Regions from separate parts of the Homo sapiens genome. Here region 2 is linked to region 1. The links are chromatin loops, found by intact Hi-C in ENCODE. Cell type or tissue: OCI-LY7. All regions are shown on one strand. Links, peaks and the distances in the headings refer to the core of each region. The heading gives the core; the rest is flanking DNA. Region 1 holds the start of LOC124906141 (small nucleolar RNA SNORD18). Region 2 overlaps MIR3681HG (MIR3681 host gene).

Region 1 (5,385 bases), core at 52-5,051:
GTTTCAGTGTATTTATTTTTAAACTTGGAGAAGGGAAAGTCTTTCTAGGCAGCATAGAAAACCCAGAAGCTATAAAAGAAAAGATATACACATATGACTATATACAAATTTTGCATTTCTGTTTGGCACAGAAGAGTTCAAACAAAGGAAGACAAACAAATCTGGGGAATGGATCTGCAACAAATACGACAAATGAAAGGCTAATTTTCTTCATCTTTAAAAAGCCCACCAATAAGACATTTATAAATTAATAGAAAACCCAATAAAGAAATATGAACAAGTACATTTAAAAGGTGTTCAATATATCTCTTAGTTAACGCGATGCAAATAAAAATTATGAATCACCGTGTTTTTTCCTTAGGAAGGTAAACATTAAAACACTGGCTCATGGGAAGTGCTGCTAGTGACTGGCTGATGGGGTGGAGAACATCTATTCTCACAAATTATGGGGGTGCAAGTTGTTGCTACTATTATGGATTGTAATTTGCCAATGTTTGTTAAAATACAAATTGCTCATATTTTGATCTACAAATTTCATTGCTATGAATACTTGCTAGAATGAAGAAAAAAAAAACAAAAGGAAAACAAGCTTGGAAGCAGTCTAAATGTTTAATCAGGAATATTAAACAGTCATCAGGTAGCTTCATGTATCTTAATATGGAAAAATCTCTAAAAATATTTTCAGGGGAAGATTTAAAATACTGTAAATTTGGACATCATATGGACCAAATTGTATAATCTCCCCCCCACAAATCAGAACTTCCACAACATCATGTGTTTCAGAAACACAGACCATGAAGTGAAATCTCATCATACACACATTTTAAAAATGTAAATATAAAATAAAATGTGTAAAAACACAATGTAAAGGTAAACATGCCAAGTGAAAATTAAAAATTATAAATGCATTCGTATGTGTCAGCATAACATTAAGTCTAAGCATAGTGTGTATTGTTGCTGTTCTTAAAAGGATGCATTAAGTATCTGATGATAGTGATTATTGTTTGGGGGAGGGACCAAGAATGGAAAGATGTATGTACTTTTCATTTTATAACATTGCACACCACTGAGCAGCCTCATCCAGTGCAGGGTATTATTTTTAACCTTAAAAAATAGGGTCAACTGGGGCCAGGAGCGGTAGCTCACGCCTGTAATCCCAGAACTTTGGGAGGCCAAGGCGGGTGGATCGCGAGGTCAGGAGATCGAGACCATCCTGGCTAACGTGGTGAAACCCCGTCTCTATTAAAAATACAAAAAATTAGCTGGGTGTGGTGGCAGGCGCCTGTAGTCCCAGCTACTTGGGAGGCTGAGGAAGGAGAATGGTGTGAACCTGGGAGGCGGAGCTTGCAGTGAGCCAAGCTCGTGCCACTGCACTCCAGCCTGGGTGACAGAGCGAGACTCCATCTCAAAAAAAAAAAAAAAAAAAAAAAAAAAGATCACTTGGGATTATTTGAGTGGTGGGATGATAAGCCAAAATTTTCCGGCTTTCTAGATCTCTGTATTAAAAACAAGTTATAGTTGTTTTTTTAAATTAACATTCTTAAAATACCTACCAGTTGTAGTTTACTAACTGCAGTCAAATTTCTAAAGCTTGTTAGGTGATGGGGCTGCTAGAAGCCATGTGCTTATGAGACAATGCATTCAATGTTGACATTCATCATCTGCTTCTTTTTAAATAATTTTGGTAAACTATTCCTAACATAAAATTTACAACTTAACCATTTTTAAGTGTGCCGCTCAGCGGCATTAGGTACATTTACATTGTTGTGCAACCATCATCATCCATCTCCACAAGTCTTTTCATCATCCCAGACTGATACCCTGTCCCCATTTAATAATAGTTCCTCATTCTTCACTCCGACTCCTGGCAACCACCATTCTGCTCTTCGTGTCTATGAATTTGGCGGCTCTAGGTACCTCACGTAAGTGCAATCATGCCATATTTGTCCTTCTGGGACTGGTTTACTCCACTTAAGATAATGTCCTCAAGGTTCATCTGTATTGTGGTGTGTCAGAATTTCTTTCCCTTTGGAGACTGAATAATATTCCACTGATGTATGTGGCACATTTTGTTTCTCTGTTGATCCACCGATGAACACTTGGGTTGCTTCCACCTGTTGGCTATCGTGAATAATTCCGCCGTGCATATGAATGCATAAGTGTCTGTGTGAGACCCTGCTTTCAGTTCTTTTGGAAATATGCCCAGAAGTGGAATTTCTGGATCATGTGGAAATTCTGTATTTAATCTTTTGAGGAACCGCCATACTGCTTTCCACAATGGCTGCACCGTTTAACTCTCCTACCAGCAATGCACAAGAGTCCCAGCTTCTCCACATCCTTGCCAATGGTTATTTTATGTATGTGTCTGTGTGTGTGTGTGCGTTTTCTGATAGTGACCATTCACATGAGTGCAAGGTGATATCTCATTGTGGTTTTTATTTGCATTTTTATCTGCTCATTCTTACAGCAAACATTCACTGCCAGCACACAGGTGCCAAGACCTGGGACACGCACTAGTGCCCAGAGGGGCCCTGCTGTCATCGCCCTCAGAGTGGGGTGGGGGTACTGATAACCAAATGCAAGCTGGCATTACCCCTCCTGGCAGGCAGTGAGGGGTAGCCTGCACGTGGCACTGTGGGGACCCTGGGGTGGTGTGATGCTGGCTTGCTTGGTCATCTCCAGGACTTCCTAGTAGGCTAGAGACAGTGAGTTCCAAACACTTAGGAAAAAATTATAGAATAACACTTAACAAAAAATTATAGAATAACACATAACAGTGAGAAATTTCTACTCGTTTACTTATTGTTCTCCCTGCAAGCTGGGAAAAGACAAGCATTCTTTGATTTTGCTGTTAGAACGTGGGGTTCCTTGGAACAAGTTCCAAGCACCACAGGCTTAAATGAAACATGTATTTCCACAGAGATGAAAGAAAAGGGAGGGTAAGATATCTCCTATGCAATTGCTTTGTATGCAGCCCAGGCTGTGAGGAGGAACAGTTTAGGCAACAGCAACACCACCCCCTGGCATTTGCAGAGGGCATTTAACTCTTCAAAGCACTGCCTCATAACCAAAGGAGGTGGCGTCCATGCGGAGAAAAGGTTATCACTTTTTTTTTTCTTGGCCTATAATTACTCATGTGCTTCATGCACCTGGTGGAAATTATATTTAACAGTACATGCAAATGCTTATTTCCTGAATGAATTTACATTTTCTTAGCTACTTTCTACTGTTCCCTTAATGTGGGCTTTATTAACCAGTTTTTATGCATTTTTGTTGATGTTAGCTTCTTGGCTAGTAACATTCTCATTTGGAGCTATCTTGGAGGTAGGACATAAAATGTATATGTGTTTATAAGTATAACATTCTTGAAAAATCAGTTATTAAAAAACAAAACAAAAAAGATTTTATAGCCAGAGTAGTGGAAGTCTAAGCTTCCACTACTTTCTTTTTAATGTCATTGGTTGATAGGTATTATACAAGTAATTGCTACCTTTAAAAAATTGATGAGGTTTAGTGTTTACTCCTGCTGAGTGAATTTTTTTCAGGATACCAAGCATTCTTTCTGTACTCTGAGTCATAGGTCAAAAAGTGGCTCTTAGATTCATGTATTTACTCTTTCTGAAAGCTTCTGCCTCCATTGTGGCATTGTAAAAGTGTCCTGGCTTTTTTAGGGGGAAAGGGAATGGGTGTGATGCTTTCTTTCTGGAAGCTTCTGCCTCCATTGTGGCATTGTAAAAGTGTCCTCGTTTTTTTAGGGGGAAAGGGAATGGGGTGTGATGCCTTATAGGTGAAAAGATTTCTCTTATTCCGTCAAGACACAGGAGGTCTCAGAATGGTGCGAGTTTTGGCAGCCTGACTGGTTTCTTCAGGCCATGGGAGGAAGATAGAGCAGCAATGTTCAGGGACCTGATGTGCTCAGAGAGGCTCCCAGAGCACTGCGTCCACTGCAGGATCTTTTTGGTTTTTGATTCATTCAAGAAATATGAATTTATTATCTCTATTACGGGTTGACTTCTGTCCCAACAAAAGTATGCTGGAGTCCTAGCCCCAGGTGCCTGTGAATGTGACCTGATTTAGAAATTGGGTCTTTGCAAGTATAATGAAATTAAGATGATGTCATATGAAATCAGGATGAGCCCTAATTCCATATGACCGCTGCCCCTCTAAGAAGAAGAGGAAAGACATAAACCCAGACTCAGAGAGGACATCACGTGAAGATGGAGGGAGAGGTGGGAGTGACGTGTCCATGAGCTAAGGAGCATCAGGGACTTGTGGTAAATCCCCAGAAGCCAGGAGAGAGGCAGGACGTGGATTCTCCCTCAAAGCCCGCAGTAGTAACCAAGCCTAAGACACCTGGGTTTTAGGCTTCTAACTTCCAGGACTGAGAGAGAATAAATGTCTGCTGTGTATTGCCATCAGGTCTATGGTGATTTGCTATGGTAGCCCCAGGAAACTCAGACAATGTCCAATATCCCAGATGCCACTTGGCACTGAGAAGCGTTAGGTAAAGGGGACAGTGTCTTTGCCCTGAAGAGGTAACACCAATGGAGGAACACACCCATGGAATGGGGGCAGTGGGTCCCATGTGGAGGATGGTAGGCTTTGGAGTCAGACCGAAGCAACTTCCAGTTGGGAGCTGATTTTCTTAAACTTTTTGGAGTTTGGGGTTTTTCCTTTTTACAGTGCAGGGCACCAGTGTCCTTCTCATGGGATTCCTGGTGGAAGGGTGAACACAGGTGTGGAGCTGAATGAGTTTGACCAGGGCCCAGCCTGCCGAAGGCCCCCAGCTAACACTTGCTATGGAAGGCCTGGACACACCGTCCTCACTCAGGTCATCCATTTAGAGTCAGTCTCTGCTCTTTCAAATTCACTTTGGTAGTTTTTGTCCTTGCATGGTGTTTATTTAAGGAACCATTCGGTTGGTTGAAACCTCACAGCATTTAGGTTTTGGCTCAATGCATTGGAACAATCTAGAAGGTATTTATAGCTAAAAACGTTTGTGCACCCCAAACCACATTATTTTACATCTCCTAACACTTGAACGAGCTCTGGTTTGGTTTGGATCTTTAAACCTTCTTGTGGTGTGGAGGAGAGTGAATTTTCCAACATCCCTCTCTCATCTCTGTAAATATCTTGGTCCCACCCCATCCAGTCGTCCCAAGCTGCGGTCTTCATCAGGTGACGCACAGGCAGCCCGATTATAATAACGTGGGCAGATGCTGTGTGAGGAGCCTTGATGGCCATTATTGGCAGATATTGGGCAAGACACTTTAATAGCTCACAACCTGCCTTTGTCTGGACTCACTTCAAGTCCTTTAACAGACACCTTCTATGGACAAAAATTGGTTTTCATTTTTGGGTCTTGGCAAGACAGAAACACAGAAA
Region 2 (5,385 bases), core at 217-5,216, 84 kb after region 1:
GGAGATGAAGCTGGGAAGGACGCAGGGACAGATCGTGCTGGGCCTTGTGGGCCCCAGTCAGGAGTTTGGATGTTATTTCAAGTGGGAGAGTCAAAGAAGCAAAGTGACATGATGTGATTTGCATGGCTTTGCTTAATGTGTGCAAATGGTCAAGCTGATGTCTTCCAGGCCCTCTGAATGAAGTAGTGGGTGTGCAGTTTTCAAAAGGAGAAGGCAAAACTGCAAGCCCTGGCAGTCAATGGGGATATACTTATTGGGAATGAAAATTTCTTCATTTGTGGAAATATTACAAAGAAATAAGAACCTGCCCTTGGGAGCACCTGGCAAACATTCTCACTTCTGAAGGGCAGACACACAGCCATGGTTGGCTGCTTTTGGCAGGGCATAAATTAATTCTAAGTGCATGCACAGGGAGAATCTAGTTTGCTATTTAGTATGCCAGGCCCTGAGCTGGGCTAAGGACACAAAGATAAACCAGACACAGAGAGTGCCCTGCACTTAAGGAGCTCACTCCTCTGCTGTAGGAGACTGACTTATGGCAGATCATTAGCATGTGGCAGGAAAGGTGGCCGCATGGAGGGGAGTAGCTGAAAGATAATATGTTGGCACAGAGAAGGGAGAAGCCTGTTCTCTGGGGAACACAGGAAAGGCATGACAAAGAGGTAATGAAGGAAGGTCACCTCCTCTGGGCATCTCTCACCTCCATTTATCTGGGCAAATGGCTTTGCCCTCTGTTCCATTTCCTCAGAGTCTAGTTTTCTTCCCAGGTGAGAAAGTGCTAATTTGAGACACTGACCCATGTTGTGAAGGAAAATGGGCTCTGAGAATATCATGTCTTCTCCCTCCCAAATGGAAAATTTCAGTCTGAATTGGGGCTACTTATAGGGGAAGTTCTTAGCTGAAAGATGAAAAAATTTTACTATTGAGAATTTTTTATGTATAGTCAAAAAATAGTCATGAAAGGTAAGATGAAAAGATGTTATCAGACATAAATGCTTCTTACAAATGTTGCTTTTACATTCACATAGCATAATTTATCAGGAATACATTTATTAATCTCATGTATCATTTGCATACCATTAATTAGCCAACATTTATTGAGTGCTTGTTATAGATTAGGCATTGTGCTGATTGTGGGGGTTCCAACACAAATCAGACATCATCTCCACCCTTGAGGACCTCACAGTTCTAGGGTTAATCAGATAAATAAACATGTCGTGTTGAAGAGGAAGTCAGCACATTCTGTATGTCCCTTAAAACTAAGACCAACAAATCCAGATTGCCAGCAGATGGATTTCAACTCAGCATTAAGAACAATCGTCCAACAGTTGAGCTGGTCAAGAGTCGAGAGAATGTTGCTACCTCCATACAGGCTCCCTTCTCCCAAGATGGGAAGCATAAGGCAAATGTCAGCTCCTGGTAGAGCTGGACCTTGTGGAGGAGCCTCTAGGAGGAAACCATCAGCAGCACATGAAGGGAAGCCCAGTGGCCACTGGCCTTGCAGTCCTGTGATTCTCAGATTTGATGACATCTATTCTGAATAGCTGCTGTGCTGGAGAAATTTCACCTGCAAACCCAGCCAAGCCAAGACCAAGCCTTGGTATAGGCAAGAAGAAGACTCCTTGACATTCAGAAGATGAGGTTGGGTGACCCTTAAATGAAAGATGGGCAGGTACTTACAGCCCTGGGACGCTTTGGGGCTTGCTGGACACCTTTGCCCCATGAAGATCTTCATGCATGGGTGAGATACACCCATAAATTTGGGGAATCCTTTAAGGATCTGATGAAACATGAACCCAGCTAGAAGCCACATGGCTCATACATATCATTCATATATGTATGAGAGTACAATGAATGCAGAATAGAGACATGCCTAGGGAGGTCTTGGCAGAAAGCCCTACTGTAGCTTCTGAATATGCCTTGGGGATCAAGCTCAGGACTTTGCTATCAATCAGAAGGTTTCCCATGATTAGCTTCTACTTCTCTACCCTGTTTTGCACTTTCCCTCTGCTCCCACCCACCCTTTATGCTCTGCCCATAAGGAAGTGCTGCCTGTGTCCTACCTCCACCCAATCCACTAAGAAGGAGCTCCTTCAGGGCAGGGAGCAAGTTCATGCATCTTTGCCACTCTCACAGTACCTGGAATAGCAATGGACAGAATGAGCATCAAAAAATGTTTACATTTTTTGCAAAGACAGGTCTCATCTTGTCTTTTAGCTATGGGTAGGGTTGTGGATGGGAAATGCATTTTTTGAGGTGGTTCATTTCACTATTTTACCACTGAGGATCACACTGTCTGTTGAAATCAGAGATGACCTACATTTCCTCTTAATGGACTGGGGGCTGTGTAGTAGCACTGGGCCTTTCCTCTAATGGGGAGAGTAACCACTGCTATTTACTGCAGTCGTGGTGCCATGAACCCAAGTACCTAAGCCATTCCCATAACGGCTGTGTTGCTCACAAGCTCCTTGGGAAAAGGGTTCCCAGGATGGAAATCCTTAGGAGTTCAGAGGTGCCTGGAATTCAGGGAAGATCCTTCCCTGGACTGAATGGAGCAACAGTTTTCTGGGGTTCTTTTGCTGGAAGTAAATGCTGAAATCACTTTTTTTTTTTTTTTTTTTTTTTGAGACAGAATCTCGCTCTGTCGCCCAGGCTGGAGTGCAGTGGTGCGATCTCGGCTCACTGCAAGCTCCGCCTCCCGGGTTGATGCCATTCTCCTGCCTCAGCCTCCTGAGTAGCTGGGACTACAGGCGTCTGCCACCACGCCCGGCTAATTTTTTGGATTTTTAGTAGAGACTGGGTTTCACCGTGTTAGCCAGGATGGTCTCGATCTCCTGACCTCGTGATCCGCCCACCTTGGCCTCCCAAAGTGCTGGGATTACAGGCATGAGCCACTGCACCAGGCCTGAAATCACATTTTAATGGATGCAATGGCCACACGTATGAACTGATTAAGATTTTGCTCTCTCAAAACAACACCAAGGAAGCCATTGCTTTACAAAGTCTCGTGTTGAATGAATCCAGTGGATGTTTCAAGAGGGCTTTAGAGACCCCATTACCTGATGGCAAACTTCAGCCACAAGTTGGTTTAGGACCCAACTCTGCCACTTAGTAGTTGTGTGGTTTGGGACAATGCCTGTGCTTTGTGAACTGCAAAGTGGCCTCACCCCCAGCTTCTGCATCAGGTGGTGGTGAGGCCTCCAGGAGGTGCTATGCAAAGTGCCCAGACCTGGAGGTGGTCACGGATGGGCACAGGTGCTGTGCTGTCTCCCTCCTCCACCCCCTCCCCCCTCACTTCACCACACAGGTCTAAAAGAGAGTTTCATTGAAACTCTGGGTTAAGAAAGGGATTCTTACGTATTGAAGGTTTAACGAGGATTCTTTGTGATAATGTAAGTCCTTTTTCAGCATGTGAGAAGTCATTTCAATATTAATAGCAGTTCACTTTTGCGTGTGTGTTTCACAGTTTACAAGGTGCTTTCCTAATTCTCAATTAATTTACTCTTCAGGGTAATTCGCTGAGAAACAGATGGAAGAAGGTGGGGCCGGGGGAGGCACGTGGGGACTAAGGGACTCTCTTACATGTTGCAGGGAGCTGGCACTCAGCCTTAGGAAGGTCTCTGCCATCAGACAGTGTTTTGGAATCGGGGCATCTCTAGTTCAAGACCTTAGCCCACTTTTGCTTATTTGTGTGTTCCTTAGAATTCAAATCCTCCCAATCACCTTTCCTCATTTGTAAAATTGCTGTATTATGAGGATTTAAAAAGTATGTCAATTCATTTCTTTAGTTCCAGAGAAATTTAAGTTGTTGATTAACCAAATAATGCATATAAAGCATCCAGTACCTAGGAGCACTCAATAAATGAGAGCTGGTTTTACTTTTTGCTTTATTGAGCCCCTAGAAGTTTCAGACACTCTGCTTTATATCTGAGCTCTGCTCAGTAAATGGTTACCTCCCCATTTTCCAAAAAAAAAAAAAAAAAAAAGAGGCTGAGACTTAATCAACATCACCAGCTAGTGATAGCTGTGATTGCAATCAAGTAAAGTACTTTTCCTCCATAGTCAAAAGTTTTTCATTGATAAAAATGTAATTTAGAATTGGAAAAAGGTTTTTGAGACTATCAAATCTAACTCAATAGGGAAACTGAGGTCCAGGAAAGGGAATGGCTTGTGCAAGGTCACAGGTGCGTTAACATATGCCAGAGGCTAGAATCATATGACTCCTTCCCCAGTTCTCATCAAAGATACGTGATTCTGTTCTGCTGGGGTGCTTTTGGTTACATGCTTTTCTTCTAGGTTCTGGGTCATTGAAGGCCTTAACCAAACAAGGAAAGTCACGTTTGTTAGCTATGTAAGCGGTGTCTTCCATGGATATGGCTATCCTATATCCATAGCAATGAGATATTTATAGCATTTAAAAAGTATATCTCAAAGGTGCTGCAGATCACATCTGAGGCAGGAAAAGCAAAAGCTCCAATACATATTGAAGGTTTTCACAAGGTATGTCATCATCTCATTGCAATTTTAATCAATGTCAAAAGTAAAAGTGTCAGAAAAATTCTATCCTCTAAAACATTTCAATGGTAGATTAGTAAATGGTAGGTAGAGGCCAAGGTCCCAGCTGGCCTTTCCTCATTAGGGGATGGTTCATGTGAGTTTTTGGGATGGGCACAGGATACAGTTGAGTGATCCAGGGCATCTATCCAGACAGAGGGGCAGGAGGAGCACAGCTTTATACATTGCTGCTTGGATTTGCTTTGTGTGAACAAAAGCTAAGGGGAGTGTGAACTTAAATCAAATGCTAGGATTGCTGAGGAGGAACCTACTAAAGTCAAATGTTTTAGGTTTCTTTTTTTTTGAGGTGGAATCTCACCCTGTCGCCTAGGCTAGAGAGGAGTAGTGCCATCTCGGCTCACTGCAACCTCTGCCTCTTGGGTTCACGCAATTCTCCTGCTTTAGCCTCTCGAGTAGCTGGGACTACAGTCACGTGTGCCATCATGCCTGGCTAATTTTTGTCTATTTTTTTTAGCAGAGAGAAGGTTTCACCATGTTGGCCAGGCTGGTCTCGATCAAATGACCCACCGGCCTTAGCTTCCCAAAGTGTTGGGATTACACATGTGAACCACCGCACCTGGCCAAATGTTTTAGGTTTCTTCTAATGTTTTTCAAATGTGCTTCTTGAATAGTGCAGTTGCTTTGGCTCTATGACCATTAAGAATCTTACAGAGACAACCTCACAGCTGGAGACTAGTTGGTGGCCATTTCCACCATGGACATGTGAAAGTGAATATAAAGCATTACTTCTCATCCCTGGCTGCACCTTGTAATTACCTAGAGAGCTTTTAAAAAGAACACTGATGCCTGGGATCTAGAAAAAATATTTGA

The links. Peaks named below come from ENCODE experiments on the same cell type or tissue, not always from the same donor. Only the 100,000 strongest peaks of a DNase experiment are listed, where the experiment ranks them.
Region 2: a loop joins it to region 1, with 6 times the contacts of the local background. A loop is called at or near these places in 3 of 110 quality-filtered maps.

Annotation. Positions count from the first base shown.
Region 1 is chr2:12,029,554-12,034,938 of GRCh38, forward strand. All of the region lies in intron 2 of MIR3681HG (MIR3681 host gene), which reads left to right. It overlaps LOC124906141 (small nucleolar RNA SNORD18), which reads right to left and starts at 819; the gene lies at 750-819. RefSeq lists an enhancer at 5,062-5,111. In OCI-LY7, for the core only: a CTCF peak has its summit at 3,014; DNase peaks (open chromatin) are centred at 2,488, 3,068, 3,838 and 4,948; H3K4me3 peaks cover 3,037 bases; H3K27ac peaks cover 4,439 bases.
Region 2 is chr2:12,113,147-12,118,531 of GRCh38, forward strand. The region is part of intron 2 of MIR3681HG (MIR3681 host gene); the gene reads left to right. Among named protein-coding and RNA genes, the nearest start is that of MIR3681, 83 kb to the right of the region's middle. In OCI-LY7, for the core only: a CTCF peak has its summit at 3,246 (motif pointing right); a DNase peak (open chromatin) is centred at 3,225; H3K4me3 peaks cover 976 bases.